Regions from separate parts of the Homo sapiens genome. Here region 1 is linked to region 2. A link is a contact called in ENCODE Hi-C or POLR2A ChIA-PET data. All regions are on one chromosome and are shown on one strand. Each heading gives the region's core, a stretch centred on a gene start or an enhancer-like site at or near the end of the contact. The rest is flanking DNA. Distances are from core to core; before and after follow the strand shown. Region 1 overlaps LOC105371912 (a long non-coding RNA gene). Region 2 holds the start of TMC6 (transmembrane channel like 6).

Region 1 (3,456 bases), core at 643-3,142, 210 kb after region 2:
GCTGGTGTCGAACTCCTGACCTCAGGTGATCCACCCGCCTGGGCCTCCCAAAGTGCTGGGATTACAGGCATGAGCCACCATGCCTGGCCTCTTTCTCATAGAAATCTTTTGTGATTGAATTGTCTGAATTGTGGATTTTTTTTGGTCTACCTTACCATTTTCCTTTTTAGAACCTACAGCTTTCTTTTTTTGGCCAGCATTTCTTTTTGGAGAAATTTCCCCTAAAGTATAGGGTACCTATGTGATAATTTCCAGTATCTCTTCCTGAGCTATTATAAACTCACAGGGAATCATCCTGTATGAAGAGTGACCCCACAATGAAATTCCTTTCCTGGGGTTCAAACAATAGACTTAAAAAAAAATTTAAGACACAGGGTCTTAGGTCGGGCATGGTGGCTCACGCCTGTAATCCCAGCTACTAGGGAGGCTGAGGCAGGAGAACCACTTGATGGAGGTTGCAGTGAGTAGAGATGAAGCCACTGCACTCCAGCCTGGGTGACAAAGCCAGACCCCATCTGGCCAGACCGCCATCGGGAGATGGAGGTTGTAGTGAGCCGAGATCCTGCCACTGCACTCCAGCCTGGGCTACAGAGCCAGATCCCATCCCGCCCCACCCCCCCAAAAAAAGAGAGAGAAAGACAGAGAGACAGGGTCTGGCTCTGTCACCCAGGCTACAGTGGATTGACTTGATCGTAGCTCACTCACTGCAGCCTTGAAGTCCTGGGCTCAAGTGATCCTCCTGCCTCGGCCTCCTGAGTACCTGGAACTACAGGCACCAGCCGGTGTGCCCTGCTCAAGCAGTAGACTTTCCCTTGGAATAAAGACCATTATAATCCCCTCCACCAACTCTCGCAAAGCCATAGTTTGCCAGAGCCATTACTGAACTTTTTGACAAGGCAATCAGCTCAAATGCACCCAAACAGGTTCGGGATTCCTGAACTCAGCCCAGGCTTCATTGATGATACCTAACACGCCTGACTCTATAAGCGGCTGACTTTTAAAATAATAACTTTTTTTTTTTTCTTTTTGAGATGGAGTCTCACTCTGTTGCTCAGGCTGGAGCGTAATGGCATGATCTCAGGCTCACTGCAACCTCCTCCTCTTGGGTTCAAGTGATTCTCCTGCTTCAGCCTCCCAAATAGCTGGGATTACAGGCGCCCACCACTATGCACAGCTAATCTTTTGTATAAAATAATGACTTTTAAAATAATCCAATACAATAAGATCTATTAAGCACCTAGTACATAACTATGAACCAGGGATTGGGGAGAGAAAGGAGGAAGGAGATTTGATCTCACCCTCGAAGGGTTTAGAATCTCTCCACTAAGATTTTTAGGAGTTAGAGTTGGAAACTTCACAATCTAAAGTGAAGAAAGACGAACAGGGTAAAACTCAAGACAGTTTTTGTAAAAAGAAATGTAAAACTGTTTGCCTTCCTGTTTCTTCGTCAGGGATAAGTAATTTCCAGTCATCCCATCCATTAAACAAATATGTATTAAGAAAGAAAAACAGTCCAGGAGCCTACTGCGGGCACAACCGGGGTGCACAGAACCCATCTCGGGAGGCTGGCTCTGCCCCTTGAGAAAGTTCAAGATGAAGGGGATGCCAAGGCCAGAGGCAAATGTCCAGCCCTCACTAGCGGGGATCACCTCGAGTTCCACGCGAGGGGCTCAGGGTTGGGTAATCGAGAGTGGAAAGCTCTGGAAAAACCCTAATACCCCTGTTGCAACATTCTAGGAAAATGGTCTGTCTATTGAATAAGAGTGAGTCACCATGGGAAAGTTGGGGCGGTCAACACTACCCCGCACTGCTCATCCCCATTCTTTGGCTCCTAGTGATGCTCCGGTCACCCTCTGGGGGCCATGGGGAGGAGGCAGTGACGCCGTGATCCGGAATTTCAACGAGACATATGCAAATGGCCCAATGGGCTGTGAAGGAAGTTCAGAGACAGGAGGATGAGGCAGCTCAGTGTTTCTAACCCACAAAGCAGAAGTGAGAATGGGTGAGAATTCCCAGTCACCTTCCCCTTCTCCTTTCCCTTCTCACTCTACCCCAACCCTACTCCCTGTGTGGGCCCTCTGCCCCTTCCCTGTTCAGAAATGAGATCACTGGGTGGGTGCAGTGGCTCATGCCTGTAATCCCAGCACTTCAGAAGGCCGAAGCCGGAGGATCACTTAAGGCCAGGAGTTCAAGACCAGCCTGGGCAACATAGTGAGACCCCCGTCTCTGCAAAAAAATTAAAATCAGCCAGGCGTGGTAGTGCACACCTGTGGTTCTAGCTACTTGAGAGGCTGAGGTTGGGGGATCACTTGAACTCAGGAGGTTGAGACTGCAGTGAGCTATGATCACACCATTGCACTCCAGCCTGGGTGACAAAGTGAGACCCTGTCTCTTTTTTGCTTGAGATGGAGTCTTGCTCTGTCGCCCAGGCTGGAGTGCAGTGGCTCAATCTTGGCTCACTGCAACTTCCGCCTCCCGGGTTCAAGCAATTCTCCTGCCTCAGATCTCCCCAGTGGCTGGGACTACAGATGCAAGCCACCACGCCTGGCTAATTTTTGTAATTTTAGTAGAGATGGGGTTTCACCATGTTGGCCAGGCTGGTCTTGAACAGGTGATCCACCTGCCTCAGCCTCCCAAATTCCTGGGATTACAAGCATGAGCCACCATGTCCAGCTGACCCTGTCTCTTAAAAAAGAAATTGAGATCTCTGACTTTTACCCAATTACCCAAGTCTGTCAAAGTACCCATCTGTAAAAGAAACCAGCCTTGTAAGGTTCCTTTCAACTCCAGAATTGAGGAGTGGGTTTGGGGGCAGTCAGAGGGGGGTGCTGGTGAGCAGGTGACAGGAGAAGGAAGAATCTCCAGTTGAGCCCCCACTATGTGTCAGGCCAGGAACCCAGGGACCTCACCAGAGCCCTCTGTAGAGGTCAGCATCCTCGTTTTACAGATGACACAATGACAGCCTAGTCGGAGGATGATGACACCAGGATCTGACCCAGTCTTCCCAGGCTCCCCCCCCCAACTGGAAGCCCCCCAAGATTGAGCAGACATATTCTTTCAGGAAACACCACCACTCTGGTTTATTTCAGCTGCAGGTCTGATCTCCATAACAGAAGCACACCTGAAAAATACTGCCTTAGCCGCTGAATTTTGATAGAGCAATTCTATATTCCTGGTAACTTCCTCTGTAATTAATCGTCAATTGATTACTCCGTCACTTACATGTGAGTGTGAAGGCGCTGGCTTCTTTGTCAGGAAGTGAACTCTCTATTGACGAATGAGTCAAAGCACTGGGCGGCTGTTACTTATTCATGAAGGAGGGCATTGGCGCGTTTAGGTTTCCCCTCACCTGTCCAGCACGCCCTGAAAGATTGTAGTACAGAGTCCTGGGGAGAAAGTGGTTTCCTGCCTCTCCCTGGGCTCATATTTGAATGGTACTTTCTTTCTCTCTCTCTC
Region 2 (3,577 bases), core at 648-3,147:
GCAGACCTAGGGTAGCTCAGAGCCTGGGCGCCACCTCCGGAGCCCCCATCTGATGAGACAGGGGCACAGAGCCAGGGGTGGTCTTCAACGCCTGGCAGCTGTCCACACCACCCATTCCTGGGGGAACCACAGGAGGTGCCACTCACAGCCCAGACAGTCCCGCCCACCCCCCTATCACCCCAGGTACATAAATGGTGAGGCACCGAATAAGCCTCATGCCAGAATGGAATGGGGGGCCCCCTCCAGTGTCAGGGGAGGGGAGAGAGGAAGGAAGGGTGTGGGGTCTGCAGTTCCACATCTGTTTCCTCGATGTCGCCAGTCCCTGGGAAATGGGGAAGAGGTAGGGTGCCTGTAGACACAGCCCCTTTCAGGATCTCCATGCCCAGGGTTCTGGCACAGAGACACCTCCTTTTTGGAGAGAAAGGTCAGAGTAGGCTGTAGGCCTTCTCTGCGTCTGCCCTGTGACCTCAAAGAACTTCCTCTAGCAGGAAATTAGCTGCTGGAGCCCTCACCCCCAACCAGCCCCAGGCGGAAGCAGCACAGGGGGCTCCTCCCCCACACACAGAGGTCACTCCATGCCACCGCCGTCAGGGCGCCAAGGTCCTCATGTTCTCAGAAGACCCACTGCCCTGCATTCCATCATCCCAGGGCGGCCGGCTGGGGGTGGCCAGGACCTCAACAGGCCTCCTTTGTCCTGGCTCTGCCGTCACCCGGCACAACTGGAACCAGAGCAGCCTTGTCTGGGGCCCTGGGCTCGGGGCCCGTTCATCTGTGAGAGTGGAGCCAGGACTCAGCTCCCAGCCACCAGCGAGTCCTGCCGGCCTCTGCCCTGGACTCCTCCTGCGCTCACCCTCAGGAACTCAGGGCTCAAAGTCGGCCGGGTTGAAGGGCGCTTTCCTCGGACAGGCAAAGCCCGGGGGCGCCCCGACAGAGCAGCTCCTTGCAGGGGTGCCAGTCACAGGACCGGACGGCGCCCTCCCTCAGTGTCCTGGGTGCCATCTTCGGGCCCAGGCCCCACACCACCCCCTCCCTCCAGCAGGAGCAAAGACGTGGGAAAACCAGCCCAGAGCTGGGTCCGAGGCGGCCCCACCCAGCCTAACACGGGACAGCTGCCGAAAGAGGGGCTGAGGACGCCCCACCCAGTCCCTAGAGCTGGAATCCCTTCCTCCAGACAGGCCCTTCTAAGCTCAGGGAACCCGGGGACTCGGGCACCCAGCGCCCCAGCACTCCGCCCCGAGGCCCAGGCAAGTCCAGCGGAGTTTCCAGGCGCACCATTCCTGAGCTAGGTGGGGAGAGGCTGGGTGGCGCCCGTTTCCAGGAACCCCCACCCCAGCCGGCAGCGAGCTTCCCGGGAGCAGCCGCTACCCAGGGAGAACCGCAACCTGGCCCCAGAGCCCAGAGCGGCTGCAACTCTGGGGCCACCGAACCCGTCCAGCCGGCCTCCCTGTCCCCCGCCCCTTCCCATCCCGGCCACACCCCCTCCCCTCCCCTCCCCGTGCCCTGGCGCTCGGCTGGGGGACCTGGGTGGGGGCTGCGGATTTTGCTCCCCGCACTGTCCTCCCCGCCCCTGCCGCTCCCAGCTCTGTCCGAGCCGGAGGGTCAAGCCCTGGGAGCTCCAGGAGCACCCGGGGAGGGAACTCGGCTGCCAAATGGCCCCAGAGGCCGAAAGGAATTCAGGGGGGATTGCCGCTGTCCCCGCATAGGAGAAGCAGCTGGGGCTGGCGGGACCCGGGACCGGGATCGCGGCCGCTCACCTGGGAGGCGCCGGGGAGGAGGGGCCGCGCGCGCAGCCAGGGCTCACCTGTGCCCCGCAAGAGCCGCCGGGAACTGAGGTCTCGGCTCTCCTTGCCAAGGGAGTGGCAAAGGGCCCCAGGGGCGACTGGGCCAGTCGCAGGTCTGCCGGGGCCGGGGGAGTAGCCGCACCTCCCGGCCCACGTGGGCGGGGGGGGGGGGGGCGGGCCTCGGCTATCACGTGACCCGGCCCGGCCCGCGGCGCCCCCGCCCTCCTCCGGGCGCCCCGCGGCGACTATGCCTTCCTCCCCTGCCAACTTCCGACCCCTCCTCCTGAGGTCTGAGCTGGGCTGGATTCATTCCAGCCCCTGGTTGAAGTCCCCAATTTTTCTGACGCTCAGTTTCCCCAAGTTCCAAAAAGGGGCAATATTTCCAGACTCATCTGCTTCCCATGGTTAGGGATCGTCCAAGTAAGATGCCGCCGAAAGCCCCAGGGACACAGAGTATCTCACTCCAGATTGGGCAGCGCCCCCCCCCCCGCCGCCCCCGCAAGCCTCCTGCTGACTCTCCCCGACCCCGGCGGGGGGAGCCTGGTTATCTCCCACTCCTGACACCTGGGCGGGGTTCATTGTTTATCTAGCAAGAGTTCTGGCTCACTTCCTGTGTGCTGTGTGGAGAGGAGGGGATGAAAAGGAGGACACGCTGACACTTAGGTGACTGTCCCCAGGTGCTGTACCCGTTGCCCTGTTTTCTGTTATTCCCCATGAGCCAGGAAGGTATGCACTGATATTCCCATTTCACAGATGAGGAAACTGAGGCTGAGAGAAGTTAATCACCCTTTAGGGTGCCCCCAGCCAAAGCAGGAGACTTAGTGGTCCACCTGGGAACTCTATGGAGGAAACTGCCTTTGAGATTGTACCCCCCACCCCAAGCCCATTTGGAAGGGAGGGTCATTCCTGGCGGGGAGAAGCCATGAAGCAGGCAGGGTGAATGTGAGCTGGGGCCCAGGAGGGCAGGAGAGGGCACTGCTGCAGGGGAGAGCAGGCAAGCAAAAGCGAGGACCAGGCAGGGGTCAAGGCTGGGGCCTTTTGGAGCTGCCAGTGTGGTCCTCAGATGGCTACCCCAAGCTGGTTCTTGGCAAGTGGCACCCTGGCATGGAGACCCAGCCCCTGCCTCTCCTCCCACTGCTTCCCCCTCCCTGCATACCCACACTGAATTTGCATGAATGCCACCTCCTCTGGGGAGCCTCCCCAGATTGAACCCTGGTGGAGCACCTACCACTTCCTATTGACATGTACATCTGTGGTTCTGTGCCCCCTCCTACCCCAGCCCACTGTGTGCCCAGCACCAGCACATAGCTTGCGCCTGACACACAGAAAGGACTCTGGAAACCAGGAAGGAGGTGGGCAGAGAGGCAGAAAAGCTATGAACATTCAGACCTGAGATGACTGGGCCCTATAGCAGGTAGAGAGGGAGCAGAGAGGAAGGGCTGCGGGCTTCCCAGGGGCCCAAGGACAGAGAATTGGCAAAGATATGTCTTAAACATCTAGCCTGGGAGAGCATGAATGGAGCCAATTCCTGAGCACTTACTACCGGCCAGGTGCTAGGCCTGGGTCTTGGCACAACCATAACGCCAATGACAGGGGCTGGAAGTACAGCAGTAACACCAAGAGTATCTGGAAACCCAGCAGCCAGGTTCTGGGGAGCCCACCATCCTGTCATTATCACACCCTCCAGGGTGAGGCCGGCAGATAAAGAGTTTGGCCCCTGTGCCCCCACCGTTCCCATCCCCACCCATGTCAGGCTCCCAGCTCAGGCCTCGAGGTCAAGTCCTGCCTATCCAGGC

What was found. A loop is a pair of places that touch in the nucleus more often than their neighbours do. ChIA-PET counts read pairs that join two places held with the same protein, here RNA polymerase II (POLR2A). Pooled maps may share reads with other maps.
Region 1: a loop to region 2 is called in a map of B cell, with 2.9 times the contacts of the local background. The contact joins the enhancer-like site here to the promoter of TMC6 in region 2. A Hi-C loop is called at or near these places in 1 of 168 maps with a recorded cell type or tissue (B cell) and 6 of 50 pooled maps. POLR2A ChIA-PET finds 5 or more read pairs at or near these places in 4 of 52 experiments (B cell, HEK293, T-cell and 1 more).

Annotation. Positions count from the first base shown.
Region 1 is chr17:78,335,744-78,339,199 of GRCh38, forward strand. The region is part of intron 1 of LOC105371912 (a long non-coding RNA gene); the gene reads left to right. Among named protein-coding and RNA genes, the nearest start is that of SOCS3, 23 kb to the right of the region's middle. RefSeq lists a silencer at 3,240-3,349. Within about 2 kb of position 1,893, at least 8 of the 41 ENCODE cell types and tissues checked have a DNase peak (open chromatin) inside an H3K27ac peak, as active enhancers do; they include B cell, where a contact is called at or near this core.
Region 2 is chr17:78,126,858-78,130,434 of GRCh38, forward strand. TMC6 (transmembrane channel like 6) reads right to left here and starts at 1,898. Exons shown (of 20, transcript NM_001127198.5): 1 at 1,755-1,898; 2 at 1-49. RefSeq lists silencers at 12-61, 112-191, 1,462-1,991 and an enhancer at 532-781.